Regions from separate parts of the Mus musculus genome. Here region 1 is linked to region 2. Evidence: chromatin loops called from intact Hi-C (ENCODE). Cell type or tissue: left cerebral cortex. All regions are shown on one strand. Each heading gives the region's core, and the rest is flanking DNA. Links, peaks and the distances in the headings are about the cores only. Region 1 has its middle 210 kb from the start of Kcnj3. Region 2 holds the start of Kcnj3 (potassium inwardly-rectifying channel, subfamily J, member 3).

Evidence for each region. Hi-C counts contacts between places; a loop is a spot of excess contacts. Peaks named below come from ENCODE experiments on the same cell type or tissue, not always from the same donor. Only the 100,000 strongest peaks of a DNase experiment are listed, where the experiment ranks them.
Region 1: it touches region 2 in a loop (2.4-fold over the local background); 2 of 42 quality-filtered maps call a loop at or near these places.

What each region holds. Positions count from the first base shown.
Region 1 is chr2:55,218,742-55,234,888 of GRCm38, reverse strand. No RefSeq gene overlaps it. Among named protein-coding and RNA genes, the nearest start is that of Kcnj3, 210 kb to the left of the region's middle. In left cerebral cortex, for the core only: no CTCF peak of the experiment used is centred there; DNase peaks (open chromatin) are centred at 3,478, 6,470 and 7,234.
Region 2 is chr2:55,425,385-55,441,531 of GRCm38, reverse strand. Kcnj3 (potassium inwardly-rectifying channel, subfamily J, member 3) reads right to left here and starts at 5,562. Exons shown (of 5, transcript NM_001355118.1): 1 at 5,022-5,562; 2 at 4,700-4,751; 3 at 3,630-4,386. The coding sequence starts at 4,331. In left cerebral cortex, for the core only: no CTCF peak of the experiment used is centred there; DNase peaks (open chromatin) are centred at 4,614, 5,096, 5,670, 9,109 and 1 more place; H3K4me3 peaks cover 2,049 bases; H3K27ac peaks cover 2,109 bases.

The DNA.
Region 1 (16,147 bases), core at 3,443-11,442, 210 kb after region 2:
AGCCTTGTGACATTGTGTACATGACTGAAAGCCACAAGCTTCTCCTGTGGGGGCTGTGGGGGCGGTAACTTCCATAGGAGCCAGGGGTCTTGGAGACATGAGGGAACGCCAACCATTCCATGTAGGCATTCTACCAGGTTCTACCAGAGTTCACAACCTCAGCTCGACTGGAGACCAGCCTGTGTGTACACAGCCCATTGCCCCACAAATGTGTGTCTCAGGGTTTCATTGCTGTAAAGAGACACCATGACCAAGGCAACTGTTATGAAGGAAACATTTAATTGGGGCTGATTTAGAGGTTCAGCAGTTCAACCATTATCATCATGGTGGGTATATTGCTGGAGGAGCTGACAGTTCTTGATCCAAAGATGGCCAGAAAGAAACTGGCTTCTACAAGCAGTTAGGAGGAGGTTCTCTTCCACAATGGACAGAATGTGACCACAGAACCTCAAAGCCTACCACCACAGTGATGTATTTCCACCAACAAGACCACACCTACTCAACCAGGCTACAACTACTGCCACTTCCAATGAGCCAAGCATATTTAAACCACCACATTGCACTCCCTGGCATCCATAGGCTTATTCAAACATAAAGAGTCTATGTACCATAATGCAAAATGTATTTAGTCTAATTCCCAAAGTTTCCATAGTCTCTAACAGTCTCAACAATGTTTAAAAGCTGAAGTTCAAAGTTTCTTCCAAGATTCATGCAAACTGTAATTCCCTATCAAATCAAAATTAAAGGATTATGAATAATAGAGAATTTATAACATTCTCACAGCCAACGTCATGAAAAATACAAAGTACTTAAAGCATTCCTACTAAGACTATGGGCATGATGCCCACACTCTCTATTCCCGATCAACATAGTGTTTGAAGAATTGGCTAAAGTAATAAGAGAAATAAATGAGATAAAATGGATGTGCATAAGAAAGAAAACATTCAAAATATCATTGTTTGCACATTATATGAATTTATGCATAAAATACACTAAAAACTCCACCAGAAAACTCTTATAGGTAATAAATTCATTCAGGAAAGTAACAGGATGCAACAACATTCCAGGCTCTGGAAGCTTTATCTCTTATTGATTTCATAATGTTAAAAGCTGCTGATTTGAAAGCCTCCTCCCTGAGTAATACCTTTCATGGTACCAGAAGTCTCCATGGAAACTTCCAAAGGAAGGAAGCAACCCAAAGTCCTAAGCAGCTATGATGACAATGAAAGATGACAACAACATAAGAGTTGTTTGTTTGTTTGTTTTTGTTAGCTATGCCTCAGGTAATCCAAAATATCACCTAAGAATAGACCTTGTCTGATGTCATTCTCACGAATCAGCTGTTTGGCTCTATACACATAGTTTGCTTCTATTTCACATTCCTTGTCTGTATTCTAGATTATTTGTATTCTTATCAATTCACAAATTGAGACTAAAAACAATAAGAGTGTTGTTTGGTTTTTTTTTTTTTCATACCACATTCAGGAAACCAAAGGCTGACACTTCCTTCACCATCGCAAGAAAAAGCACAGGGAGACAAGTGGTTTAGTCTATGTGCATCAGTGCAAGACGTCTTTAGAATATCAGTTCCCAACCCATGTGCCAAGCTCTCTTCACCAAAGTTGGGAAAAATCTCAAGCAGACGTGTTATAAAAAATTTAAGAACTGAAATTAACTTGCTTCTATTTTTTGTATTAGTTATTCTATATAGAGGAATAGCACAAGAACACATAGATATATGTAAGGATTTATAAAAAGAGATGTAGACACATATAATCTTTAGGTCTTAAAGTATTTATTTTTAAACCCAGCTATTTTAAAAAAATATCTCATGTGAAATTATTTTATCTAGAATCAGCTACTCTATAGAACTTTTTCTAACACTTGAGGGGAAGTGTATACAGTTCTTTAGCTAATGTGTGTAATATTATGTTTCTGTATTTATAAGACCAAAGGCTCTGAAAGAGATCTATGAGTATGTAACATGTATTTTAGAAAATTAATACTGAATTTCACACAGAAATAATCTCACACAAACTCTTAATAAGAAATAATTTCACACAAAATCTTGTGAAATGCTCGACCTTCATGCTATCTAACTAACACAAAACTCCATATTGCAGGTTTTATATTTTGATTCAAGTATCAAAATCAAAACAAAGAAGGCTCTCTACTGTTTTCCTAAGTAATCATGGGATAATTTTTTGACTTTTCATAGAATCTACAAATAGCAAAACCAAAGATGGTCCATAGAAATTGGGAGTGGGGAGTGTAACCAAGGCTCCTCAGGATTAAAAGCTTCAGGGCAATGTCTGAATATTTCTAGGGTAGGAGTTCCCAACCAGTGTATCACAGCCTTTTCACAAGGACTAAGACCATCTGCATAGTAAATATTTGCATAACAGTTTATAGCAGCAGCAAAATTACAGTTATGAAGTAGCAACAAAAACTATTTTGTGGTTGGGTATCACTACATATGAGGGACTATATTTAGGGGTCACAGCATTAGGAAGATTGAGAAACACTGTTCAAGGATGTTTTCTGGTTGTGTGTTTTATGAGGTTATATCAATGATAAACTCCTATTGCCCTAATGAATCCTAAGATTTAGACATTCCTAGTAAGCAAATTTCCAAGACAATTGCTCCTTTAGACTAAATTAAAATGATTTCTTGGGACTTTGATTTTGAAAAAAAATTATATGCCAAAGGGGAACAGATTCTGCCAAAATTATAAAGGCTGCAGACAAGAACATGGCAAGTTGCCATAACTCTGATGGTTTGTATAATGAAAGAAACAGAATAACCTATAGACAGAAAGAATTTGGATTATTATACCTACTCAAATTAACACCCCCCCACACACACAACACTAATCATTGCTTCAATTTAATTCTATAATGTTACTATTGTTCTGCAAAGAATGGGAATAAATAGCAGCTGCTAGTATTTAATTAGCACTGTCTCCTCAAGATCTTCATTACGTCATTACACTTCGTAGTTTATTCAGGCTTCACTATTATTTTCTATAACACTTCTGAGTTTTCAGATTCCTTTATACCACTCCTGCCTGGATATTAGAAAGCATTCATTTAATAGTTACTTCATACAAAGAATAATTACTAGAAGATATGGCAGTAAGATTGCTAGGAAGAGTGGAAAGGTAAAGCCTTTTAAAGCACACCCTATCTTCAAGATAGCCCCTAAGCTTGCTTACTAAGTAATTAATTGCCAAGACCAAACAGCAATCTGGGTGCAGTCATACACTGACATTAAGAGACCCTCAAGTCTGCTGTCCTATTGATTGTAGCTTTCCCCAAATACTTGAGCTGACAGAAATCTAAAGTAACCTACTGTGTAGAAATAAGATTGTTCTTACTTAAGAATCCAGTCTAACACACACAGGACAGAATTCCCTTAGTCCAACATTTTTCTAAGGAAGTATTGCTGTTTTCACTTCGTGTAGACACAATAAGTATTCAGACTGTATTTGTAATCTTTCCAATACCTCCTACTCTCCTTCCTCAGAAATTCGAACATATATATTTATTTATATATTCAAGCACATTAATTTTATGTATACATTCTTTAATATGTAAATGCTACTTCATTTTACTTAGAAATCCAAGAATCTGCTGTCTCCTGTTTCAAAAGCAACTATTTATAGGACTTAAAGACTATTATTGTATAAAGAGTAGGTTGCAAAAAAGCTACTTTAGCATTGAGCCTTGTATATGAGGCATTACATTTCAAGGAGAAATGTTAGGAGTATTTTCTCAAAAGCAAATTACTGGTTTTGAAAAGCAACTGAATGTCCCAGTCAGTTCAGTATAGTTGTTAATTTACTTTTGAGAAATTACTCCTAACAATTCCACTTGAAATGTAATGGTTCACAGATGTTTCTGCTCCCTTAAGTGCTAAACCTCACTTACAATTTTTGGTAAGGTACAGGACCATGCTGTGCCTCTATTAGGCAATACAAATTATTGAGAGCTTGGAATATTTGTAATCACAAATTATCATGAGATATTTTTCTGTACTATTGTTTTGCTGTGCAGAGTTGTCTTAATTAAAATTTCTATTGCTGGGAAGGAACACCATGGCCATGATAACGCTTACTAAAAAAAAAAAAAAAAAAAAAAAAAATTGGGGGTTTCAGTGGTTCAGTCAATTATCAATGGCAGGAATCACTCTGGCATACAGGCAGACATGGTACTGGGTAAGAAGTCCAGAGTTCTACATCTGAATAGGCAGCCAGCAGGAAAGAGAGTGATCCTTCATCACTGTCTTGACCATTTAATACCTCAAAGCCTAGGCTTAGTGAAACACTTTCTCCAACAAGGCCACACTCAGAGGATGAAGCATTTTTGTTCTATCAAGTTTTCCTTACCGTGACCTACTACCTCACTATGGACCTAGAGAAAAGAAAACAAATGAGCAAAGAAAAATGTGGCATGTTCTCTGCAGTTAATTTTGTAGGTATTTTCTCACAAGTGAACCCTGACTAGTGTTAATACTCTCCACATGAGTGTTTGCAAACCTTTTGTTGCTGGTGTTGGGTTTTGTTTTGTTTTGTTTTGTTTTGTTTTGTTTTGTTTTTAATATCGTTTTCCTGGGTGTAACAGGTTCTGAATCATGAAGATAAAAGCACTATGAACACAGGACAAGACCAGTGGTAGAATTTACAGGCTGAATTATGAGAAATGAAGAGACAGAAGTAACAAGTCAAGTAAGTCCCACAAAAATACTCCAAAAAACAAACTGAAGATAGACAACACAAATTGAGAATGGATTCCAAAGATGAACTCTTCCAGTATTCACTAGAAATATTGTAGAATCCAAGTCATCAAAGTGGAGAAGAATTGACTATGAGAGCAGTGTTGGTTGTGTATGAAGAGAGATCGAGTTGCGAAAGAAAAACCCCACCCCTGTACGCAGAACAATGTCTCCCAGAAGTTTTCCTGTGCTATTATGGTTCTTTTGCCCACATGCCAGCTCTGTAAGTGTCCTTGGCACTTATACAAATGCCCCTCATTTGGGGAATTGTAGGTTGATGCTGAAAATGATAGAAAAAATAATGAAGCTCTGACACAAGGCCATGTCCTTTGTTTGACCTTCACTATTTCTGATAATAAAATCTTTATGGTTCTCCTAGGGACATTCACCCTCCAGGGGTAGCAGTTCATTTTCATTTTTCTAGGGTTGCAGAATTCGAAGTGACCATGGGTTTCATGCTCAAGTCAACAGAATATGCTCTATAGCTATCTGAATCCCTTTCTACTCTACTGGCATCTTTCCAGCCTGTGGGTATTATATTGAGTTTATTCTCAAAATCACATTTTCCAGCATTTTTCATGAGACTTGGAAAATAAATAAATAAATAAATAAATAAATTTCTTATACCAGTCAGCTTTGTTTACACTAATGTTCATAAAGTATATCTCAATAACATTCATTTAAAATGTTTTAGAATCCATAAAAATTATAGATTTTAGTACATTAGTCAATAAGACATTTATGATTGCATAGAGGCGACTGTAAAAACTGAGGTTTCATGTATTCTCATTAACGTCACTTTTCTTACGTTCATCGTAGGTTTACTATTAATATCCTCTTCAGTTCTGAAATGAATATAACAATAGGTATTTCAATTTGTTATTTAGTAAATGAATAAATGAAACAATAATGGGAATTATTTGATACCTCATATAATACACATAAATTAGATCAAACTGACTTATCATACCTCTGCCACAATCAAGAACAAATATATAAATGTACACACACACACACACACACACACACACACACACACACACACACACACACATATATATATATATATATATATATATATAATCATTGAACTTATAAACACTGAGAATGAAGTAATGGCTACTGGTGGCTGGGGAGTAGAAAGAATGGATGATGGATGATGGAAAAGTGATCAAGAGGTGTTAAGTTACAGTTAGGAAGGAATAAGTTCTGGTTTGCAGCTGATGGCTGGTGACTATAGATAACAATGATACGCCATACATTTCAAAAGCTAGAAGAAATTATTTTGCCATATGGAGATGGTAGGTATTTTAGGAGATTTCTGTGTATAAATTGAAGTTCACATAATGTATCCATGTATCAAAACATTATGTTATCTCAGTTGTATTTTATATGAATTAACATTTTTTTAAATAGCATAGTCTTATTAAAGCTCCAGTCTACTAATTTGTTTGCCAATGATCTCAGAAGTAACAGCTGGTCTAGCTAAGATTGATTTATTTATTCTAATTCCTGGCTTCTCTCTGTTCCTAACAAAATCTGAAATCCATGGCAAATGAGACAGGCTGCTATTGAAGAGAATTAACAGAGTTAAAGAATAGAGCTACAGACAGTCAAACACAGGGGCATCGGGATTATGGATCAGGTTCAGACAGAGATGAAAAACTGAGAGAAGACCAGCCCACAGAAGGTCATTTCTAAATGACAACGATAGCTTCCACTTCGTGTCAATGCACACACCCCAGAATCCCACTTCCACACTGTCACAGCTTACTGGAGAACACAATGGCTCGAGCGTTTGTTGCTAGGGGAACATTGATTACGTTTGTTTGTTTTCTATTTCAAGCAGCAGATTTCTCACTTCGGTACTTTAAATAGTCACAAAAGAATAATCAGTTCTGCTCATCACTCATCTTTCCCTTGGCATGCTGTAAAAAAAAAGAGAAAAGAAGAAAAAAGAAAGAGAGAGAGACAGAGAGAGAAAGAGAGGAAGGAAGGAAGGAAGGAAGGAAGGAAGGAAGGAAGGAAGGAAGGAAGGAAGGAAGGAGGTCGTGATATTATTGTATATATTTGGTAATAAATTTTTAACAATTATTGTTACCTATAAAATGAAATATCAGCAAGAACTCTTTTCTTTGGTCATTAAGAAACTAAGGCATGAAATTGGGAAGAGTTGGGCACGAGATGAATACAATCAAATACATTATATACAGCTATGAAATTCTTTTTTTTTCTTTTTCCAATTTTTTATGCAGATGCTGGTGAGGATGTAGAGAAAGAGGAACACTCCTCCATTGTTGGTGGGGTTACAAGTTTGTACAACCACTCTGGAAATCAGTCTAGCAGTTCCTCAGAAAATTGGACATAGTACTACCAGAGGATCCAGCAATACCTCTCCTGGGCATGTATCCAGAAGATGTTCCAACTGGTAATAAGAACACATGCTCCACTATGTTCATAGCAGCTATGAAATTCTTAAAGAATAAATTAAAAATTAAGTCATTGCTCTGGATAGAGAACAGTGGTGTAGCTCAGGTTTTATCTTTGTGGCCAGTCTAGTTGCTGTGTCCTGCTCAGTTCTCTCTGGTGACTTTTATCCATCCTGTCCTTTTCTTGTGAATATTCAACTCCATGTTTATGTAATGTTTTGCCCAAGCAAGTCCTGTCCTGTTGTAGTCACTGTACTTCCACTTGGCTTTCAATTGTTTTTTAAAGTTCTCAAGTATGGTTTAGAGCTTTAGACCCACATTGCAGTTTTCTATTGAAGTACTATTGGAGATCTCAGTGGCAGTGACTGGGAGCCCTGATACAAAATCCCTATTGGCATAACACATACAGATTTGTTGTTAGTGGGCTTGTAGTTCATAGCATTTACTATGAATTTCTAGAGTCAGAAGGATTCTGCAGCTGTGGAAAGGTCAGCCTAATGGTAGATGTTTGTTAGGGCATTGATCTCATGAATCCTGGAAAGTTGAAGAGCAGCTGATGCAGTGAAAATAAAACAGTATTGGTTATTCCCATTGTTTCCTTAACTATAGACATTGTTCTTTCTTATGTGACTTTTGGATACTCATGCACCAAGAAATCCTTAATCTTTAATTTTGAAGGTGTAAAAATAATCTGTTAATGTTAATTAATATATTAACTAGAAGATAAATTAGTGGATATTGTTCAAATCACTTATTCATAGATTTGCATCTATTTTTCTACCTGAAACTGTAGCTATTCTCTGTAATTAATGTGGATTTCTATATATTTCATTTCTGTTATAATAGATTTACCTTCATGATTTGGATGGCTTTAGTATTGGATTTTAAATGTGTATATCTTTTTATATTTTCTCAATTAGTTGGATATATTAACAGAAAAATTTGGCATTCTTCTTGATAATAGGGTTTTAGACACTTTTCATTATTTTAACTTAACTGGTATCAGTATTAACTTTGCGTGTCAACTATATCTATCCAAAATATGCATAGTAGTTTCTTGCTTCTAAATAATATCCACTATGAAAATTATTTTAAAAATATCTGTCTACTTACATTTGATGTGAATAATGAGTTTAGACAGAATCATAGCCTACCATAATTAAATTTTTATTTGTCTTCATTGCTATATGATCTCTGAACCTTATCCTTTGTATTTGTAGAGAAATTAATACTTTTAATAATTACATAATCAAAAACAAATCTATATAAAATTTTTAAGAAATGTGTGAAATGCTGATATATGACCACCTTGCATTGTCTCACTTTTGTTTGTTTCATGTTTTATTTATACATGTTTTCACATATATAACCTATGTTGTTATTTATTTAAACAAACAATATATCAGACTAATGTGTGTGTGTAAAATGAATTTAAAACTACTTTGCTTATCATCATACTTGTACATTGTAGTGTTCTGTTCATCAGCTTGTTTTTCCCGAGAATGTTTTATTTTGTCTTCCAAAACATCTTTAAAGCTCCTCTTGGAGAACTTTATTTTTATGCTACTATTAAAGACAAATTTATCATTCATTTTAAGTAGTATTTTAATGAATGTAAATTTTAAGCTGAGCATGTGTTTGTTCATTTTTTTCATCTTTTATTTCCTTTCAGTTATAAAATGATGTCACACATCAGCCTAGCAATTGTCAGAGGAACATCATTTCTAAAGAATTCTATGTGCATGATATTTTTGCCTCCATCTTTTTTTTAATCTTTGACATTTGTTTTCAATGTGAAAATAGTGATTTTCAAAAATATATATCATTGTATTTTCTGCAGAGTATAAAGTCTCTACCCCATCTTTCTGATTTAAATCAACACCAGCACAACACATACATGCAAACACATGCACACAGACACGTAAATAGCTATTTTCTGTGTGTACCATAGAACCTTTTCTCTTCTAGGCAATTTTTTTTTATTGAAATCAGAGCAGCTAGTTGTGTTTCTCTAACATCTGCCATCACAGCCTTGTTCAATTCTTGATATTTTGCAACAAATATGGAAACAGTCATGGGTTTTTTTCAAATATCTTTCAATCTCTATGTTTTTTTCCCAAACAATAGTTAAAAATATATGTATGGTGAAATTTCTCCTTCCTCATCATTTAAGCTGATTACCTACCTACCTCATCTCTCCTGTCTATTCTTCATATAAATAAATTATAATATTTATACACTTGATTATCATTTTAGTCTGTTCACTTTAATATTCAATCCTGTCAACATTCCATTTCATTCAGTGTCATTTCAGCTTAATACATTCAGTTCCTTTCTTCTTTTCCTTCCTTCTTTCGTCTTTCCTTTCTTCCTTCCTTTTTTCTTTCTGTCTAGATTTCCATTTGTTCATTTATTCATCTATTTATTTTAAAAATAACAAAAAATATATTGTAATACAATAAAACAAAAGTTATCACATCAAAGTCAGATAATCCAAAGAAACAGAAGGAAAAGAGCCCAAAAGAGGGTACAAGAATATGAAACCCACTAATTCGCATGTTTAGAAATACCATAAAAACATTAAAATACAAGCTTGAATATAAGCACCAAGGTCATGGGACAGATCCATGTAGGCCCTGTCCTGGCTGCTTTGGTATCTTGGGTTCATATAAGCTTTGTGGTTTTATTTAGAGGGCCTTGTTCTCTGGTGTGCTCCATCTATGGGTCTGCATTCAGTCCCTCTGTTGTGCTGGGCATGGCTGCTGGGATGCTAAAACATGGGGAGTAGTTGACTGCATCTCCCTGTTGCTGGGCTTTAGGGAAGCACTGGGACAATTTTCTGGGGGTGAGAGTATACAGTCTAAGTAGGAGGAGGCTGAACTTGAGGTTCTTTGACTCCGGACATCTATTCCCTGATGGAGTGCCAGACAGAGGAGTTGGGAACGATGGATTAGGAGTCCACAGGCCTGTAATAAGGCTGTAACCACTGGTGACTCACGGGCTGAGGACAACTACAAATCTGGGAAAGGCCAGGGAAATCGGGATTTCCAGCTTAGTTCATTGGTGAGTGTAGCAGAGGTTGTCTAGAAGTGCAGAGAGGCCTTCTATGGGAGACATAGGCTGTGGCTCTGTAGGCAAAGGCATTCTCCATGCTCCCCACAGCAGTTTCTATGGAAGTGACAGTCTATGTTTATCCATGTTCATCTTGGAAAAGGGATTATTACCAACTCAAGGTGGACCAGAGATGACATACCTTTTGCATGGAGGGATATCTTGGAATGAGAGCTTATTGGCTAAACCCACAGAGCCTCTAGGTACCCGATTAGAATGGAGAACTCTGTTCTGGACCACAGTGACTAACATGGAGAGTGTGGTACATGTTCCAGGCCAGGAATCTGGCACCTACCGTCTTAGGTGGATCCCGAGTACCATTCTCAGATTTGTCTGAATGATAATGTCCTTTGGCATGCAGAAGATTCTCATTTTCCTGAGATCTCATTAACTGTTGATCTTAGCACCTATGCTAATGATGTACTGTTAAGAAAGCCTTCTTCTGTGCCAATAAATTAAAGGCTATTCTCCAATTACTCTCCTATCAGGTTCAAGGTATCTCATTTTATGTTGAGGCTTGATGCATTTGGAGTTGAATTGTATGCATCATGGTAAGTGGGAATCTATTTGGATTCTTCTATATGGAATAATCCAGTTTGACCGGCACTATTTGTTGAAGATGCTGACTTTTTTTCCAGTATATGTTTCTGGCCTTTTTATCCAAAATCAGGTATCTATAGGTGTGGATTCATGTATAGGTTTTCAACTAGATTCCAATAATCAAAGTGTGTATTTTTGTGCTAATATCATTCTGTTTTTATTAGTATATCTCTATAGTACAACATAAAATTGAGAATTGTGATACCTCCAGCAGTGCCATTAACATTAAGGATTATTGGGGAAAAGTTCAAAAACATTTGCAGGGTATTTGGCATAATTCCAACACCTCTCTGGATGTTTTAACCTTGCATAGTGAGATTATGAATTTAAAGAATGCTGCTTTGTTGAGCTTTGATTCTACATGTATTGCTGATTAAATTATTCATGGCCTGCAGTCAGTATTTCCATCTTGGTCAAACTTTAAGAATGGCATATATGGCTTTATCATGTTAGCCCTTCCTGTCCTGGGAATACTTTTATTCTTGCCCATCATGTTAAAGATTGTCTTTAACAAAATCAACATGTTGGCAGCCAAAGTACATGGCTCAAAACTAAAAGTGAATCCCTAAACAGAGTTATTAATTTAAGAAACTGGCAGCCAAGGACAGGTAAGTTCTGTACAGAGCCTTACCAACCTAAGACAAAATGGCATTGCTTTTGATAATGCCAATTCTACAACGGATAAGGAAGGCATTCTTGTCAGAACACTTAAGACAGTGCCACAGACCTTCTGGGTCCCTGTGTCTGCATGGAACGGGGTCTCTCGACACGGGTGGGCAAAGTGTGGATGAGCGAAAAACAGACACACACACAGGAGAGTTCGTGTGGAATTTGAGTGTAATTTTACAACTCGAGCATCAGACTTTTTATGCAGAGGACAATAAGGAAGTTGGGTGACATATTCGCAAGGTACAATTGAGGTAACCGGAATCTTACTTAAAACAGAGGAATGCAAACACAAAAGGTCCACCCAGGATAGAATACATTGATAATAGCTGGGCTCAACAAGGGCTCCACCTAAAATTCACTAATCTTAGAAGCCAGGGTCAAGGGCTTTGCGTCCTTGCTATAGTTTTAGTCTCTTGTATAGTCCACCTTCCCCTTAGGCCATTGTAAATACGTGTGTATGGGTGTAACTTTGCTATAGTATCTATTCTGGTTTCTCCTTTGGTCTGAAACTTCCTTCTTCCTAAATGATGGTAAATTCCTGTGTAAGGGAGTGACTTAGCTTTTACAATCTTGCTGAATTCTAAACCCTTGATCTCGGTCAAGGACGCCCTTGGACTGTTGCAACACTGGCGGAAGGCTTTAGCCATGTCAGAGCACTTATAGGAAAATACTGAAAGAGAGCACGTGGATCCATACTCTAGACTAGCGCAGTAATGGAACTCGGGAATGAAAAATTAATGTATGGGTAGAGAACACTAGACTCCAGGAGAGCTTCCTTGAAACACTTTTGCCTCATGAATGACTTTTAAGCCTTTCGGCTTGTCCAGTTGATTCGACCGGAGAGTGTAGCAAGACAGGTGTAATCTTGTTTATAAAATAAAAAAGGAGGAGATGTGGAGAGCGTCTTTGGGGTCCACTTGGCAGGAATCTGACTTTGGTCAAGGACAAGGAAATGGGCTTCAGACAGGAATCTGACATTGGCAATGGCAAGGAAGTAAGCTCAGTCAGAAATCTGACATCAGGGCATAAGGAAGTAAACTTAGGCAAGAATCTAACTTTAGGCTATAATAGGGAAGTAGGTTAAGGCAGGAATTTTAATCTTAGGTTAAAACAAAAGAAGTAGGCTTCAGGCAAGATTTTGGGCTTGGACAAGGAAGTGGGCTCAGGTATTTTGTTCATTCTGATAAGCCCTTGGAAACAACTGTTGTGGGAGTAATCATGGGACTTAATTGTCATGCAAGATCTTTATTGTACTGCTCGCCCTTTATACTTGCAGGGAACTAAAATGATATAAAAGCAGATTGAAAAACAATTAACCCTGCCGTCAGTCTCAGAATTTGGCTGAGGTCATGCAAAAAAAAAAAAAAAAAAAAAAAAAAAAGATTATTCGCAGCTATCCAGTTTGTTGTTCTTACATTGATTTTGCTTCTCTTTGGTGTGCATGTGCCCATATGATGCTGAAAATTATTCTTTAAGATCTATGAAGAAGTATGTTGGAATTTTGATGGGGATTTCATAATTCTGTATATTGCTTTTGGTAGGACAAACTTCTTCACTCTGTTAATCTTCCTGATCCTTAAGCATGGGATATTTTTCCATCTTCAGATATGTTCTTCAGTTTCTTTGTTCACTTACTTAAAGTCTGACTTGCTTGCTTAAAAAAAAAAGATATTTTATACATTCTTTAATGTTATTGTTAAAGGTGTTATTTTTTCTGATTTCTTTTTCAGACCATTTGTCACTTATCTATAGGAGGGCTACTGATTTCTGTGAGTTTTGAATCCAGTAACTTTGCTGAGTGTGTTTATCATCAGTAGGAGTCTCATGGTGAAATTTACTGGGTCACTTACATGTACTCTTATATCATCTGTAAATAAATGTGTTTTTGACTATATTTTTGCCAAATTAAATCCATCTGTTGTTGTTTAGTTGTCTCATGGTCTAGCTAAGACTTCAAATACTACGAAGAACAGGTATGAGAAAAGTGGAAAACTTGTATTGTTCTTGATGTTATTGGATTTGCTTTGAGTTTCTATCAAACTTGATGCTTGATGTTGTCTGTGGGCTTGCAGTAAATTGCCTTTATTATGTTGAGCATGCCCCTTTATTCCTATTCTTTCAAGGACTTTCATTATGAATGGATATTTAATTTTGTCTATGGCATTTTTACATCTAATAGGATGATAGCATGGGTTTTTTTTCTTTTAATATCTGCAGATGGCTTATGATCTTCTGTGCCCTAATGTTTGGTTTGTTTGAGTTGGCTGGCAGTGTTCTCTTGGTGGATTTTTTTTTCTTTGATGAGAGCATTTGGTATGGTCTCCATCTTCTCCAATTACTGTTGGTTTGCAGTCTATTTTGCCAGATATTAAGACAGTTATACCAGCTTTCAAAATCAATTTTCTTGGAATATCTTTTTCTATTCATTGACTCTGAGGTCTGTCCTTGATATTGAATTTTATTTGTTGTATGTGACAAAAGAATGCATACTGGTTTTGGATGCATTTTATTAGTCTGTGTCTTTTGTATTGGGGAATGGAGAACTTTGGTGTAGAACTATGGTCAGTTTTTGCTGTGTTGCTTCCTTTTGTGTTGTTATTGGTGGTGGTAGTTTCAATAGCTGCAGCGGTGGCAGTGGTGTGTGTGTGTGTGTGTGTGTGTGTGTGTGTGTGTGTGTGTGCATGAGTATGTCCCCTTTAAATTTTCTGGTGTGAGATTATATATTCCTCATGTCCCCCCATTGGATATTTTATTTATTTGCATTTCAAATGTTATCCCCTTCTCATCAGATAAATGCAAATCAAAATGACCCTGAGATTCTACCTTACACCAATCAGAATGGCTAAGATAAAAATCTTGGGTGACATACACTAGCAAGATTTTGCTGAAAGGACCCAGATATAGCTGTATCTTGTGAGACTATGCTAGGGCCTAGCAAACACAGAAGTGGATGCTCACAGTCAGCTATTAGATGGATCACAGGGCTCCCAATGGAGGAGCTAGAGAAAGTACCCAAGGAGCTAAAGGGATCTGCAACCCTATAGGTAGAACAACAATATGAACTAACCAGTACCCCTCCAGAGTTCGTGTTTCTAGCTGCATATGTATCAGAAGATGGCCTAGTCAGCCATCATTGGAAAGAGAGGTCCATTGGTCTTGCAAAGGTTATATGCCTCAGTACAGGGGAGCGCCAGGGCCAAGAAGTGGGAGTATTGGGGTAGGGGAGTGGGGGGGAAGGTATGGGGGGACTTTTGGGATAGCATTGGAAATGTAAATGAAGAAAATGCCTAATTTAAAAAAAATCTTGGGTGACAACACATATTGGTGAAGACATGGAGAAAAAGTAACACTCCTCCATTGCTGGTGGGATTACAAACTAGTACAATCATGGGATTCTTCACATTTCTTAAAGTACAATTTTCATTTCTCTCCTAATGATGTTTTCACAACTTCCATCTTTGTCATTTTTATTCCTATTTGATTATTATGGTCATTAGTTTCTACCCTCTTCTCTCTCTCTCTCTCTCTCTCCCTCAGTATATATATACTGTACTTAAACATTAAAATGTATATTCATGTTTCATTGTATATTGTGGTTTCCTGTTTTTAGCATGATAACCAAACATGGATGTCTTCTTTTGAAAATGCTAATCATATCCCTATTAACAAAAGTTAGTAAATCATCTGGATATCATGAAGAATTAAGGTTTTTTTTTTTCCATCTTTGATGAAAATCTATCAGTGTTTCCCTTAGTCTATGCCAAATGTCTTAGTTGTGTTCCATGGATTTTCTACAATACTCATTTGAAATTTCCAATAAAAACACACAGTAGTTACGAACTTTTAACTTGCCTGAAAGGGTGTCCAAAATCTCTGTGCTGTCAGAATGTGCACCCAGGCCTAGCTGTTTCTTCCTACTTGGCTGCTGCTCTCATCCTGCCTCTCTTTGTATTAGGTATGAAGCAAAGTTGATTTTTCTTAACTCCTATTTCTTAGATTCACCTCTTGGAAACTGGAAAGAAAAAGGAAAAAAAGATACAGATCTCATCAAAAATCCTATATGTTTCTAGGAATCAAGACACTAGTTCATGGACGTTCACTGTTCAGTATCTGTAAAATATTATTTTGTAAATATTTTTGTACAACTTATATATCTTATTTTAGAAAGGGTTGCATAGTGCTTTGACTTCACTATTTGGGATAAAATTTTTATATTGTTTTAAAATATAAGATCAGTTTTCTTTTTATATAAGAAGCTTGTATAATTCAACAGTTAATATTAGACAAATACTTCTAGGTGTTTTAAACATTAGAGAAAAAATTGCTTACTTGATGAATTATGTCATCTAGAAACATCTACATACTGATGTTATTTAAACTATAAATAAAATAAGTATTCCCACTGAAAAAATGTTTGTAAAATATAACAAAAATATAAAAAATGTAACTTATTTGAATAAAGGGTTAACTAATATCATGTAAGTTTTTATTTCTTCTTGTTATGCTTGCTCCTTTTCATTATATATCTGCATAAAAGTGAATACTAATAACCACAGGACTGAGT
Region 2 (16,147 bases), core at 4,133-12,132:
ATTTTAGAAAGAGCCTAAGATCTGCACCTATTAGAGAACTTTCATGCTTGGGTCAAAGAGGGCAAAGCTAAAGCAAAACTAAATAATTTCTATATTATTTATTTATTTATTTATTCATTCATTTAGGTTATAATGAGCTCCACTGAAACAACCCATATCAGGCCTGGCTCCTAGCAGTTCTGATGGACTCCATCTTAGAACTCTATGACACTTTAGCAGAAAACATTGATCTTATTCAGATATACACATTTCATGTGGATTGATGTTTTTAAAAAGAAGGTTAGGGTCTAAAGAAAAGTTTCACCAAAATCTATTTTGAAGGCGTCAGTCAGGCAAGATAAGATTATAGACAGTGAAAAACAAAATCTCAAGTGCAAGGTATGAAATAAAGACTTCCAACATCTAATTCTTCAGTTTAGAAGCGCTAGTGCCTCGTGTTTAGAAGAGTAATGGGTTGACAACAAACCAAAAGTACTCTGGAGACAAAACAGTCTTAAGAAATTTCAGTGTTTTCAGTTGGAAACTGGGGGGTGGAACACAAATTGCCTTCATGCAATTGATAAGCAAAATTAAAATTAGGCTTGAGAGTTAAATTTTTTCCACCAGACCATTGGGAATTCCATAGAAGGACGAGTAGGAAGCTTCATATTATCCAATGTTTGAAAGTTTGAAAGGCGCTACCCTGTTCTCAGTGTCTTTGAAAACACTGAAAGTAGATTATTATTATTGAATAAATCTATATTTGTGGTTTTTGTTTTTCATTTTCTGAGTAGAAAATGTTACTTAAATTATAAGAAAATATATGTGTACTATAATTATCATGTTTCAATAATATACTGGCATTGGCATTTGTTGACATGAGAATGCAGTATATTGTGTGTTGAATACACATGACTATAGCATCTATAGTGTTAAAATGGTTTACAATAGCAAACTGGATACCCGAACTGATAATTAGTAAGCATATATGCTATTCATAGCAAGTTTTAAAACTTTTAGCCTTTATATAATTTTTCTCCTATATATCATAGCTGACTGTTTTAGGTCACTTCAAGTGTCTCTTACAGAAAATAAGGGTCACTCATTAAAGCAAACATCCCCTCTAATTTTGCTTAGTATTATTATTTTCTCAGTAGCACATGAGTTCTTTTCCATATTGTATAAGAAAATTATTTAAAAACCTATAAGTATTTATTATAATTACCATGCCTGCCAGAAAAACAAATTTAAAACAAGCTACATTAACTTCATTATAATTTCTGTCAATATACAATAAATGTCACATTTTAATACTTTCAGTTTCTAATAAATCATAAGACAAGTACCTCATTACTGCTCTATTATTTGAGTGTGATATTGATTTTATAACCTTGTGTTCATATAGCACCTTGCTGAAACATTATAATATTTTACTTCTTAATTCAAGATACTGTTCTGGTAATAGTAGTAAATGGAAGTGCATAGTAATTCTTTATGAGTATATGCACACTGCAGAGACCCAAAACTTCCATTCATTTTCCACATCTATATCACTGGTCTCTAGTTTAATTTTAATCGTATCTTGGATTTTTAAAAATAAAAATTGACAATGTTTGCAACAACTAAAATAAGTTGTATGTGGAAACACACCAGTTTTATTACATAACCTTATTTGTTTGAAAAATTAAGAATGGCAAAAACTTGAATTCTTGTGAGTAGGATAAACTACTCTTAACGAGAGTTCCCAAGCGATATCCACACACAGGTTCCTTGACAGTGTTCAAAGATTCAGATTGCTCCAGAGCCTCCCTAAACAATATGGAGAGTTCACTCTACACATAGAAGTGAGCACACACAGCTATCACTATCATAACCATGTTTGCAACTCATCCACTTGGCTGTATCTCCCATCCACTTAATTCAAACAGTTGTGAATAAAACGAAACCCTGCCATAAATTACAACAATTGTGTACATCTAAATTGTATAAAAGAACAAAGTCAATTAAAATTATGTAATCATAGCTATCCATGTGAAAAATGTATACCAGAGCCAGGCTGGGAATTTTACACTCTGATATCAAAACTGCTATTTGTTTACTAAGGCAGCATAGAAAGGACTCATGTGATGAAAAGTGACAGGGCAAGTGAACTGCTTTAATTCAAACACTGAACTGGCCAAGTTGGTCAAGAATAATTAGGATGAGGTCTTATAAGTGCTAATGAAAGTGACAGAAGAGCAAAACATTCTTTTAATCCATGGAGAATACTTTTAATTGTATAACAAGTTGAGGCTGGATAAAACAATATAGTTGAGTGGTGCAAACTGAAATTTCAATGGCAAAATTTTACCTCAACCCAAGTATCAGTCATTTTATTACCTCTAAGTTCTGAACCCAGCTATACTTTTTTATATAATCTCAGATTAATTTTTTTCAATAATGAACTATTAATTTGTGGTTATCGTTTTCAGTTTGTGAACATTTGAAAACCACTCTGGAAAATCCGTGGAAGAGGAGGAAGAGGAGGAGGAGGGGGGAGAGAAGGAAGAAGAAGAAGAAGAAGAAGAAGAAGAAGAAGAAGAAGAGGAGGAGGAGGAGGAGGAGGAGGAGGAGGAGGAGGAGGAGGAGGAGGAGGAGGAGGAGGAGGAATAGGGAGAGGAAGAGGATGAGGAAGAAAAAGTGGTGACATCTGTAGACCTTCAGAGAGAACTAGACTTTAATTCCTCTTTCTCAGACTCTAATTTGCAAATAACTAGGGGACACTTCTTGTTTGCGGTGCTGTCTTCTGAGGGCTACAAGGACCTTACCTTAATAACAACCCTATGATCAATTTGTTTTGGCGTTTACAGCACTGATGTTAGGAAGCAATCTTCTTTAATGGATGCTCAAAAGCTTCAAGTAAAATCTATAATTGACAAAGTCTTCATAGAAACAGGCAATTAAGAATAAAATTAACAAGAGACTCTACAGGGAAAGCACTCAAGCTTTCACAGAATGCATCTCTAGAGGGATACACACACACACACACACACACACACACACACACACACATTATAGTTTTTAAAGAAACAGATATGGTGCCTTCTGTTTTACTAAGAGCTTCCTGGATCTGCTATGTTTGTTTAAAAGATGACCACAGTTAAACTTACTGTGTCCTGAAGAGTAATCCACCTAGTAGCATTATTGGGACAGGGTACACTGCAGACTAAACTCAAACTAAAGTTGAGGCAACTTCCAACATCTAATTCTTCCCATTAGAAGCCTTAGTGCCTCATGTGTAGAAGAGTATTGAGTTGGCAACAAACCAAAAGTGCTCCAGGGACAAAACAGTAGTGGGAGAACAGGAGCCCACAGCTCTCCCTACCACCATTATGGTGTGCTGCAGCACATCAGAGGTGAGGAATATAAACAAGAACAGGGACAAAACCAGAACTGGCAACTATGCCCTCTGCCCAATTACCATCCCTTTTTACCCCTCCCCACATCGCACCCCCTCCTCCAAAGAAGTTTACCTGTGGTGGAAGGAAAAAACCCTGGAGGGAAAACCCAGAGGAGGGAGCAGAGTGGTTCCCAAGGGGATTAAATCTTTGGGTTTCTGGGGTGGGGGGGTGGGGGGACATCTGCTTGAAGAAGGGGAGGGCTGCACTTACTTTGAGCAGCTTGCAGCGGATCTGCGCGGAGACCATGTGGCTGTTGCGCAGGTTGCCCACCCGGAACATGAGAGTGAGTTTTCCGTCCCTCATGGAGATAACCGCATGCTCGCTAAACATGAGGGTCTCGGCGCGCTTTTTGGGCTGGGACATCTTGATGAACATGCAGCCGATGAGGAAAGCGTCCACGATGGAGCCAAGGATGGACTGGAAGAGGAAGAGGATGATGCCCTCGGGGCACTTATCTGTGATGTAGCGGTAGCCATAGCCGATGGTGGCCTCGGTCTCGATGAAGAAGAGGAAGGCAGAGGGGAAGTTATAGACATTGGCCACACAGGGAGTGTAGTTGCCGACATGGGCTTTGTTCAGGTCGCCCCGGGTATAAGCGATCACCCACCACATGGACGCCATGAAGAGCCAGGCCACGGTGTAGGTGAGGATGAAGATAAAGAGGTTCCAACGCCACTTGAGATCCACCAGGGTAGTGAAGAGGTCCGAAAGGTAGCGACTGGTCTCGCTGCCCAGGTTACCATGCTGCACATTGCACCGGCCGTTCTTGTCCACGAACCGCTGCCGTTTCTTCTTGGGCACCAGCTGCTGCTGCGGGCCCTGTCCTGGCCCCTGAGGCTGTAAGCCCGAACCGCTCGACGAAGTGGTCACTACCTGGTAATCGTCCCCAAATTTCCTTCGGAGTGCAGACATAATACGGAGGGGCGAGCCAGATTCAAACACGAAGCGGAGGCGCAGGAGCCAAGCGCTGCAAACCAGCACCAATAAGGAGGTGGGGGCAGGGGATGAAAGCAGGAGGGGAGGGGACGAAAGCAGGCGCCTGGGTTGGGGGTGGGGGTGGGGAGCACCCTGCAGGTAGCAGCAGTCTTTGCCCCGTCCGGATGCCTCTCCTCCCCTGGGACAGAGGCTTTCTTTCCAGGAGCAGGGCTAAAACAGAAGTGTTCTCCCACACTCAAGGCAAGGGGAATGCAAGGGGCAAGAACCCAAGTGAAAATTTGCCTCTGAGCTCTTTGAGGCTTCTCTTTTTCCCCCCACCATCACCATCCCGGGCCACCTCTTACCTTTCCACGGCACCCCACCCTCGACTGTCCTGCAGCACCCATGAACTGGTTGCTGAAAATTAATGAGTTTGACAAACAAGTCCCACCCCACCTGCTAACTCCCCAAGCTTCTAAACTGCTCCACCTGCCTGGTCCAGACCCTCCCCCCTCCCAGCTGCACCCTAATCACCCGCCCCCCAGGAGTGTCCCTAGGTCCCTTGTCACTCCCGCCTCCTATCTTTTAGCCAAAATCCCGCCCAGAGGCATGTCTCCTGGGCAGCGGTGCAACGCCCCCTACCCACTCTCTGCTGGTTCAGAATCCCCCTCCCGGGACTCTAGAGACCTGTACTCCTGAGGTGCGCCGGCGGCCGAGTTTTCACGCGCTCCACCTGGGCCTTTGGGTGGACTCTCCGGAGGGGGTGAGCGGACGTCAAGCTACCCCTGCGCTCCAGGGAGCTCTGGAAGCCTGGGCACTCACCCAGTGACAGAGAACAGGCGGAGGCTCTGCAAGCAGCACAGGCAGTCTGGCCAAGCACCCTGCGCTTAGGGTGCCTGACCCCTTTCTACTTTTCTTGGTGTTCCAAGATGAGAACCAATGCAGGTGTGTCAGGCTCCGTGCCTCCCTGGGGACACTACACAGCCTCTGCCAGAAACCCCTGATGCTCCAAGCAGAGACTGACTCGGACGCCTGACTCCCGGGTTCCTTAGCGTGCGATGCCCTCTTTCCAGGCGACAGTGCGACTGCTGAACGGAGGTCAGACTTTCAGGTTAAACACCGGCTTTTGCTCCAGCTTTTCCCATGCCTCTCAATAGAAACATTTGAGTCTTCCTTCCTTCGATCTCCTATTCCATGTCCGCCCTTTGCTTGTCCCGGATGGATGGAGGATGCAAGGCTCAAGCGGAGGCAACCAGAATGAGGTGTGTGTGTGCTGGTGCGTGTGATCAGCTGCAGAACCACACTAGCCCCGCCTGTCCTTGCCTTCCCCCGCTGCTCAACCAGCCTGAATTGCACCTCCGCGCCTGGGTTGAGCCTGCAGTGTCTGGCAGCTTAGAGAATGTGAGCCCCTCCAATGAGAAGCAGCTTTAAATCTGCTCCCAAAAGGCAGCCAACTCTTCCCCCCTCCCATCCCGCATCAATCAGAAAGCCCCCAGAAAGCAACAAATGCTGCTTTCTGCGGGGAGTACAATATGTCTCTATTTCTAGGACTTTCTTTTAAGCGAATAGAATACTAGGATTTGGGAATGCATCATCAACAGAGATTCGACTTTCAGATAGGCATATTCAGAACCCAAAATTACCAAACCAGAGGGACCTGACAATCAAGAAAGGCTACACTGAACGGAAACACCAAACCCTTTCTGAAAATGATTCTATGAGGGGGGCTTAGAATAACTACAGTTAGTGTGTGGCAATAATTGAGGGAAAAGTGCCACATTTTAATGGCCCCAGCCTGGCAGTTAACTTAATGGAGGGGGCAAAGTGCAAAAACAGCTGATATAGAGCCCTTGAGTAAATGCCAGCTTATTTACCACATTTCATGCTCGTTTTAAAATGTCATGGAGTCTTATGCCATGTTCCATACAGTCCAGATATGCAAAGTTGGTAGTAAGTCATCAACTCTTGCTATAAAAACAAAGGTTGACTATAAGAACTGGAAACAAAAAAAGCACACAATCACTAGACCATTTCTCCCTGGTAGACACTCACTGCTCCTCTGCCCTAAGACAAACATTCATGCACTCAAAAGCAGAGGACTTGCAAAACGTTTAGCTCCAATTACAGCTTCTCCTATGGGGTCTCTGCAAAGAGGACAGCAATGTATTCTCTGGAGGTTAGACAAAACAGGGACTCTCTGGCCCTGGAATCCTAAGGCCCTTTTGAATACAGCTATATCATTTACAAGCTGGGTGACCTTGAGCAAGAGAAAAACCGTGGAGCCTGAATTTCCCCCTCCAAAAAAATAAATAAATGAAAATGAGAGTTTTATATTTTCCCGGTGATGATAGAGAAACAAAGGAATAAAAGAAAAGTAATGCTATTTTTATTATTTATTTTACTATTTAATCATTTCTCCTCCAAAGGATATACTGGGCTGCCAAGTTTTAGCAGTGCAAAGAGGAGACCATGAGTGAGTTATTTAAGTCGTTGCCATGATGTGACCTACCACAACTCCTTATCTTATTTCTGTTTCTCCTCCACTCTGTCCTTGGCAGGCTGCTGTTTCGATTGCTAAAACACTTGCAGACCTAAGCTGATCCCTGGGCTACTCCAGGGTCTTCTTTCTCACCCTGTAATATTCTTGTCCTTCCCATGGGTCTTATTGCCTCCCTGTTTAAGTGTGTTCTCCATAGAAAAGCCTTCCTTAGTATCTCAGACCCTCTTTGTCTCATCAGTCAGGTTCCTTGCTCATGAGCAAGTTTTCTTGATGCTGTTTTCTTTCTGTCAATGTTCTTCTCCCTCTGTTGGCAATCTGATAAAACAGGCTCTACAAGGGTGAAAGTCCTGTCCTTTTTGCCTTTCTTTGTCTCTCCTTCCTAGAATTGTACTGGTCTCATGCTTGGCAAACCATATTTCTTGGATTATTACATATGTCAGTCTAAACCGTTAGCAGCTCCCCAACAATTCACTAAATCTATACTCAGAATGTAACCTGCACTAACTGGCATCCCTTACTTGAAAGAATACGAAAGAACATTGATGCTTAAAAGAGAATATTTCTTGTTACATTAAGAATTTATGTTCTATCAGTCTTTTGGATCTTTACCCAATATGTTTGAAATAATACCTGTACTTTATTTAAAAGGACATGACTAACCTTTCTTTAGGACCCTAGTCAGCCAAACATGGTGGAGTATGATTTTTAATCCCATCATCCAGTAGACAGAGGCAATCAGATCTCTGTGAGTTTGAGGCAAGCTCCAGGCCATCCATGTATAAATAGTGAGGCTCTTATAGAATCATGATGGTTTAATAACAAAAAACAAAGTATTTTCATATCTTCCTACCACCATTCCTTGGTGAGTACTAAACTCAAATTGATTTAATTGCATTGTTTCAGAATGATTGACTTTAAGTTTTTATCTGAGTTAATGAATCTTTTGACAATTGTTTTATGAATTTTTGCCTGGGAGTAGAGCAGAGTTTTCAACCATTTCTGAAATAGCATGAAGCTTTTTTACTTCTGCCATTTGTACTGCATGTAGTACAGGCAAAGTGTCACTCTAGTAGTAACAATTATTAAGTCAAAATATCGTTCAACTGAAAAATCTTGAATTTGCTTCACATGCTGTGATGTCAAATAGTCATCCATGATATACTTCTTTTCCTATAAATAAACTCAAAAAATCGCACAGGTTTATACATTTGTTTTTGTCTTTTACAAGTAGTAAACAGTTACATAAACAAAAGAGTTATTTTAAAATAAAGTCATCTTTTATTATTAATAACATTTGATTTGTTTATATACTTTGCATGCTGAGTGTCCAAGTTGAAAGTTTAAGAAGACTTGGTCAACTTTAATCCTCTTTTTACACATGAGCACACTGTGGGTACAGAGAGTAAATGATTCATGTAACGTAACGGCACACACAGAAAACTAGAGGCTGAAATTTGAATTCAAGTAGTGTGTCCTCAGAGCCTTTGTGGTCCATCCATCTTCTTCCAGCAGTGTTAGAAGAGTAGTTTATTACTCCTAACCTAGACCTTGGGACCCTCTTCTCCACAGGGCATGTTTCTCATTGATGTGAACTTTGATAGACATCCAAAATGGTCTCACATAGCCTATCAAACTCTTTTCTACGTTTCATTCAGAATGAGCTCTTCTCTAGTCAGCTCTGACTGCTAGCAATGATGCTCCATATTAACTCACCTTCAAATAACACACCTCATTTTTCATTACATTGTGTTCTTCCTAAGAAATGTACATCTCAGACACTAGCATACAAGAGGGTAAAAGAACTCATCCACATTTCATGTCAACACCCACTTCTTGCATAACACTGAATCCTCCCAGTGACAATAATCCATCCTTTCCTTTGGTGCCCATTTCTTCCGACTTCATCATGACATGTTTAATATTCCAGTCTGTGTGGAGACTAGAATTCACCAAAATTGTCTAAATAGAAGGCAAACTCCCTGAGCCTGTATCTGCTAATATTTGATACTCTCTTTACTTCAGGGGTACATCCTAACCTTGTATATGTAAAGTACTTAAGAGAGGTCTGAAGAACCAAGCTTTACAAAGAGCTCACTGAAATGCTCCAGGCAACATCACGAGTATCTTAAGGTTGAATTTGGAGAGCCTAGCTAGAAAGACAGTAAGGCAAGGCTTCTAATATACACTGGTTCGCTTTAGGTCTCTGTCACTTTAGAGGCACAGTACTGCCTGCTAAGTTTAATCGTTTCTCATATGCTATCATGTCACTCTTCCCACATGACTGAAGCCTTGACCTCTTTGTGACATTGAGTCCCGCTCCTTGAAAATATTTACAGATGAACCAAGCTCCTCTCTCCTTGTGAGGACAGCTGCTTCCAGGATGAGGATCTGGAGGGCAGCCAGCCACACAGTGCTGAGGCCAGGCGATTGTGTGGAGAACAGATGACAGAAGGCCACTGAATCCGATGGTATTGGATAAACTGAGGGCAAACCTTATGCATGGACTGGGTCAAAATGTGGCAAAGGCACAGAATTACATACCAGGGCACAACTGACATAAAAGTCAGGGGAAAAAAATTGCAGAAGGCATAAACATTTGGAGTCTTCTGTTTGAAGATAAGGTGGTAGATCACAAGCAAACTAACCTGGAGTTCAGAGGGAAAGAGAACAAAGCTATATTTAACAACAGGCTCAGATAAGGCCAGGCTACATATTTATTCTGCCTAGAGAGTACTTTTGGCAATGTCTTATTTGCTGTGTCCAAAATAAGTAATATCATGAATAACTGGTACTTCAAAAATGAAGGATGTGATTTTGTATTTTATACTAAAAAAGCATGACTTTGAACATGCAGTTATCCTATTATGTAACTGAACAGTGTGAGGAAAAGTACATACCTAATATAAAAGATAAAACCTCTGCCCCTGAGAAGACCAAATTCTAAAAATGACTTAATCGGCCAACTGTGACAAAAGCAAGTCTTTGAGCACCCCAGTGTACCTGGAGTGGGCCTCCTCATTCATGGACTGTGACTGTGATGCACCACGTGACTGTGGGAAGGCTTGCCGGCTTGCTGGCTTGCTAGAATTATTAATTTCTTGAATAAAAAAAGTGGCCGATATTATTTGTAGGTGATTTTCTTCTCATTTTTCCAAAAGGAAAATGAAGGAGTGGCAAGCCGGAGACCTAAAGCTTTCATCCTTCAAAAGGCTACGTGCTCCCATTGCCAACAGAGGTTTGGCTACATCTGGGAAGAGGTCACTTTTTGAAATGCTATATGCAATTCTGAGAAATAGAATGATATTCCTTTTCTCACTCTCCTAAAAAAAGAATACAGAAGTTATTTTCTCCCATGCCAAAAAAAGAAGAAGAAGAAAACCAAAGAGAGAAATCAGTTTGAGATTTGATTGCACAGATGAGAACAGAGGCCTTGCCAGACCATGGAAGATGACTCAGGAAGCCTTTAATCTTGGCTCCAACCTGGTCTCTGCCTAAGGGTTCAGAAAGAGGTAATAACCCATTGTCACTAGGAGGCCATTTATTAGCAAGGCTTTCCTCACTGACCCTTCTCTTTACCACAGAGCTGTGCCACAGAGTAGTCTGGTGTATAAAAGAATAAAGACTTTTTAATAGTCTTCTGGAAGTTGGTCTACTTAATAAGGTAAACATTTGTTCTATAAGGTATAAATGTATTGAGGTGGTATACAGAAAACAAACATCCGTACCAATATCAGTATTTCTAAGTTGCCCTCGGGAACATCAATGGAGTTACAGATACACACACACACACACACACACACACACACACACACAGAGAGAGATTATACTTACTTTGATATGCCAGACAATGAAAGTATGTTTACTATGTATCTATCATTAGGCCAAAGTTGACAGGTGGGGAATAATGAAGTCATCATACTAACAGGATGTATTATCAACATTATCTATAACAATAGCAATACTCTATGGATGTGGCAACTATTAAATAAAGAGGATTACTTTATTAGCAATCAGAACAAGTTCCTTAGGGAACTTTTCCAGCTAATGAAACTCTTCCAAGTTCTATCTTACTAGAATCATATTTTGTTCATCATTAGGTAATAGAATTTCAAACCATTTTACAACTCCAAAACTAAAAGATAAAATTCACAACAAAAGTAGGGACAAGATCTGTATATAATTAGAAAAAAATAAAGAATGTTTATGTATGTTTGATAATTAATATTGACTATCAGTTACCTAGAAGATGGACATCTAGGCATACCAGTGAGGGTTTAAGAAGTTAGGCTCTGATCATCTCTTCATAGAGCCTAAATTATTAAACCCTCACTGGCTTGCCTAGATGTCTAGAAGGATTATCTAAATTTGGATAATGGAGATTGTAAAGTCAACAGTTCATGTACTTATCTAGTCCACAGGCTGAGGTGCTAGACTGAAGGAGGAGGAGGAAGTTGAGGAGAAGAAGAAGCAGCAGCAGAAGAAAAAGAAAAGAATGCATAATGTTCTAAGGTTTCTAAATACATATGCAAACTAACCCGCCACATCATGCTCCTACTATGATGTCCCTATGTGGTCCACATTACCCTAGACTATGAGCTGAAATAAACCCGTCCTTACTAAAATTGCTTTTGTCAGGAAACTTACTTCAGCATCAAGGCAAGAAACAGCCTTCACTCCCAGTTAGGAATCCCATATGAAGACTAAGCTACTAAGGCATAACATATAATTCAGAGGACCTAACTCAGACCCTTCTTGATCTTTGTAAGCTTCCATGAGTTCTGGTCAGCTGATTCTATAGTAAAGCAAAAGATAATCATGATACAATCCTCAGACCAGGAGGCTAAGTAACAAGGATGGCTTAAGGCTGGGACACAAGGATCTCCCTGGGAAGAAAAAATAGAATAGATTTTGCTAGTGGACTGGAGCAGGTGATGTTGGGAACAGAAGAGCTCAGGTGGGGGGAGGAGAAAATACTGGGAGAAACAACTGGCATTGGGGGCATTTCAGAGGCAAGGCAGAAACCTAGTCCAACAGAAACTCCATGGAATCTACTAGAGTAACCTTAGGAATGTATCCTAGTAATGGGGGACACTTAGCCTGAAAGAGCTCTTCTGTAACCAGGCAAGGCCTCAAGTGGAGGGATTGGGACACCAATACATCTACAAAACCTTTTATCTACAGTTTGTCTTGCCTGTAGAATGGTTTGAATCCAGAGCAATCATCAGCAGAGAGACTTTATGCAGCAACTGCTATCAGGAGCAGACGCAGAGTCCCGCAATCTCCAACAATAGGTGGAGCCCAGGGAGTGTTGCAGATGAGAAGAGGAAGAACCAGCAGAACCAGAAGGGTCACCACAAGAAACTTCATTTGCAATGTGAGGTTTTGAAAAGATTGAAACTTAATGGGACTATGATACTGATAGAGGCAGAGTCAATGGGAGTTGATAGGATTCGCTAAACTAATCAGGTAGAATGCTTATTAAACACATTATTTAAAAGAAGGAGTGACCAGATTATCTAGAACTAACTGTCAGTGTTATTACCTGTCTTTTGGCATGCGACATCCTTTATAACCAGGGGAAATTGTCAGCCACAGTTATATTACAAAATAGAATCCTGTTAAGTCTCCAGAACTGTGAATTAAGAAAATGTATTTTCTTTATAAAGTTTTGTAGCCTGGAACATGTAGGAATAACGATGAAGAAGTACTACTAAACCCATAAAAGGCACGGAAGATGACCATAATTTAGCAGAAAACTAAGCCATGATGTAAATCAGATACATGTTTACCAAGAAAAATAGGAGCTCTGGAATAAAAGTAACTTACCCTGGTCAGAGAAAGCCTGGACCTTAAACCCAACTAAGCTGCTAATAACTGGCATCCACCAGCGGAAGAGCTGCTTCTGAGAGGACCTGCATGGTTCAAGAGATTGGGAAGAGTGTGACAGCTGTTTCTTCCAGCTAAAGGGGAAACTCCCTGACTGGAAGAGCTAGTAGAATCTGTCCTTGGCTGTTTCTTCAGAAGTCTACTTAGAGATACCTAGAAGTACTTCCATAATTTTACAAAGTCATATTGAATGTACACATTGCAACCTTGGCCTCATTTTGGTGCAGTTACCTCAGACCCTGTGACGGACCATGGGAGTCCCAGGGCTATTTCGGGTCTCAGCTTTGATAGATGTGGCTAGAAAGTAGAAATTCCCCATTGCTGATGCTTTAGCATCTTCCAGTACTAAAGGCTGCTCGAAAACTGCATGGGGGAGACAGAGAGGGAGAACAATGGATCAGTGTGACAGCAGTACACAGCTAGGGACAGAGGAGAACTCGGGAAGTTAGGAAAGATACTGGGAGACAAGGTATGAAGAATGGCAGCCAAAGGTTTTATGGCAGGTAATCTAAGTGAGAAAGGGAAGGAGCGTGGAGAATACAATTTTCTGAAATAGAATAATCAAATAAGCATGTTTACCGCTACTAGCTATGCATTAGCATTACCTTTGGACTTCACTCCAGATCATTTATATCAAGCACTGCAGGAGTGTAACCCTGGCGGGCTTCAGTATTTTTCAAAAGCCTCTCTGTTGGTACTGACAGCATAGCTGGGAATGTGAAGCTGCTGCTTACAAAGTGCACCCCATTAGCAAGAGGCTTCCTAGGAAATGTCACCTACAAGATCCCCATCCATCTTTTCCCCTGTCCTGACAGCCCTCATCTGTAGTGCCAAACTGAGTGTGGATTGGTGACTCCTTTTTCACCACTCACCAGAGTTCACCATTGCTGCACATAAATGTCTGGTTACAGGAGGTCCTTTCCTTCAGTGAGAGCACCTAAGCAAAGCATAATACGTTTTGCACTGAGGGCAAGTTAAACCAATCCTACCACACAGTCATAAATAAAACATGAATAGGGGAATCCAGAGCTACTGGTTGTAAAACCCATAAATGTTTCAAGTTACTCATTAATAATGTTCCTGCTTTCTGCGGAGGAGTATGTAAAAGTTCTGCTTTCATAATTCTTTCTTCTACTAGGTATCACCTTTTCCAGAATCAAGGAAAAAAGGGGAAAAAAAAGCAGAGGAAAAGGGAAGGAAAGAAACACATACATTTACATCGTTGCAATGACAATTTACAAACCAGTCGAGAACTTTATCAGTATGCAGCCAGAAGGACCATGCATGTTGGTCAGTTTTGTTTTCTATGTTTTTCTTGCTGTTCTTTTTATGATTTATTTTATATATAATATATTATAAACACAGTACACACATAATGTATTATAGACACATTATGTAATATATATTATAGACATATTATATATAAACATATATGTTCATCTGCACTATGATTATTTGGACACAATGGAATAAGGAGTAACTGCAGTAATGAAAACAATTACTAGAAACCAGAATATCATTTTATTTTACTTGCTCTTATGCATAATTTCACCTTAATTTTCTCCAGGAAGTTCTATAATAGTCATCAGTTGGTTATTCACTTAGAGAAAGAAACCAGTTTCAAGGTTAGTACACTGAATGACAATATAGACCTGCTTACCTTCATGATTACCCAGCAGCCCACCAAATCGTAGTCTGGATCCTCCAGGAAACCACAGAAGTGGCCACTGATATTCTTTTATAAACTAAGTGGAAATAAAGTAAGACTTTCCACTTCTTTTCATGCAGTCATTTTTCCAACTTAAGCAACACAAATCTGAAACGGAGTAAGTACCAATTTCGGATCAAACTGGTCTGAAAACAAAAGTTATAAACAGTTTGCTTACAGAATAATTGTATATATGCTACCTATATGCTGTGACAACATAGTTAAAATCATAGCTCTAGAAACATCTGCAGGCAGCAGTTATAACTAACTTAATTGCTAAAGCTAATCTTGTTCCTTCTCTCAATTTTTACTGATCATCTGTTCTCCAAACTGAGCTAAGATGACTTATTAAATAAATACATTCATTAAAACTGTGAGTTGTAGAGGTGGAGAGATGGCTCAGCAGTTAAAAACATTAAGGGCACTGGTTGCTCTTCCAGTGGCCCTGAGTTCAATTTTCAGCAACTACATCGTAGCTCATAACTATCTACAATATGATCTGATGCCCTCTTCTGCCATGCAGGTGTGCATGTAGATAGAGCACTCATACTTAAAATTAAAAAAACAAAAACAAAAAAAAAACTGTGAATTGTGTATTATACTCATTGGTATCAGTAAGATGTTCCACAATACTTAGATGTCAGCATTGTTTCAGTGATGTATCAAGCTTTAAATAAGAAAAGGGAATAAAATTTAATGAAGCTATCAACTATTGAATTAACTTTTATGTTAATTATATTAACATTACTATATCTGTAGAAAATATTTTTTCCTGCATGATTATCTTAGTAAAAGCAAAGCAGTGTGTAACCATCAGAAGGAAGATCACGAAGGTCAATGCCCAGTTCCAGCCATCAATCAAGTGCATATTCAATTTTGCATTCTGTGAGGCTGGAGTTGCTGCTGATGCAATGTCCTCACATATTCAGTCAATGTCAGAATACAAACACCACCAAATAAACCCTTGTGTCAAAATGTCATCGAGTGATTAGTTCTGCTTCTTGACACAGAAATGAATGACAAGATGGCTTCTATGGCTGCAAAAGGTCTCATATCAATTGTTGCAGGTAACATAGATGAAGGACAAGATAGTCTCCTCAGAATATACTTCAACTGTCCCAATTGATTAACATGTTAGCACTGGCCAAAACAGCAAGCACTGCTGTGCTTACCCAGGAAAAATATTTTGCTTAGACCATTTTATGTAAAACACTTAAGAAATAACATGCACCACTGGATTCCCTCTGTCAAGAATAAATTCTGTATCTACAACTAAAAAGGAAGTGTCACTCTTTTCTATTTTTTAATTGTTCATTATTACACAGTGCCATTTTTAGGATTGAGTATGTTTGTGTGTGTGTGTGTGTGTGTGTGTGTGTGTGTGTGTGTATACATACTTGCATATGTATGTTTGTGCCAGTGATATGCAAATATGTATACATGCTTTTTGAAGGCATTTGTATATGTACGTAGCCATAGCAACATGCATATGAACATAATTGTACACACACACACACACACACACACACATGTATATACACACATACACACATCTGTTTTTTGCTTTCCTTTTTGTTTGTTTTTTTGTTTTGTTTGTTTGTTTGTTTTTGAGATCGGATTTCTCTGTGTAGCCCTGGATGTTCTGGAACTCAGTCAGTAGATCAGGCTGACCTCATACTCAAAGATCTACCTGCCTTTGTCTCCTGACTGCTGACATGA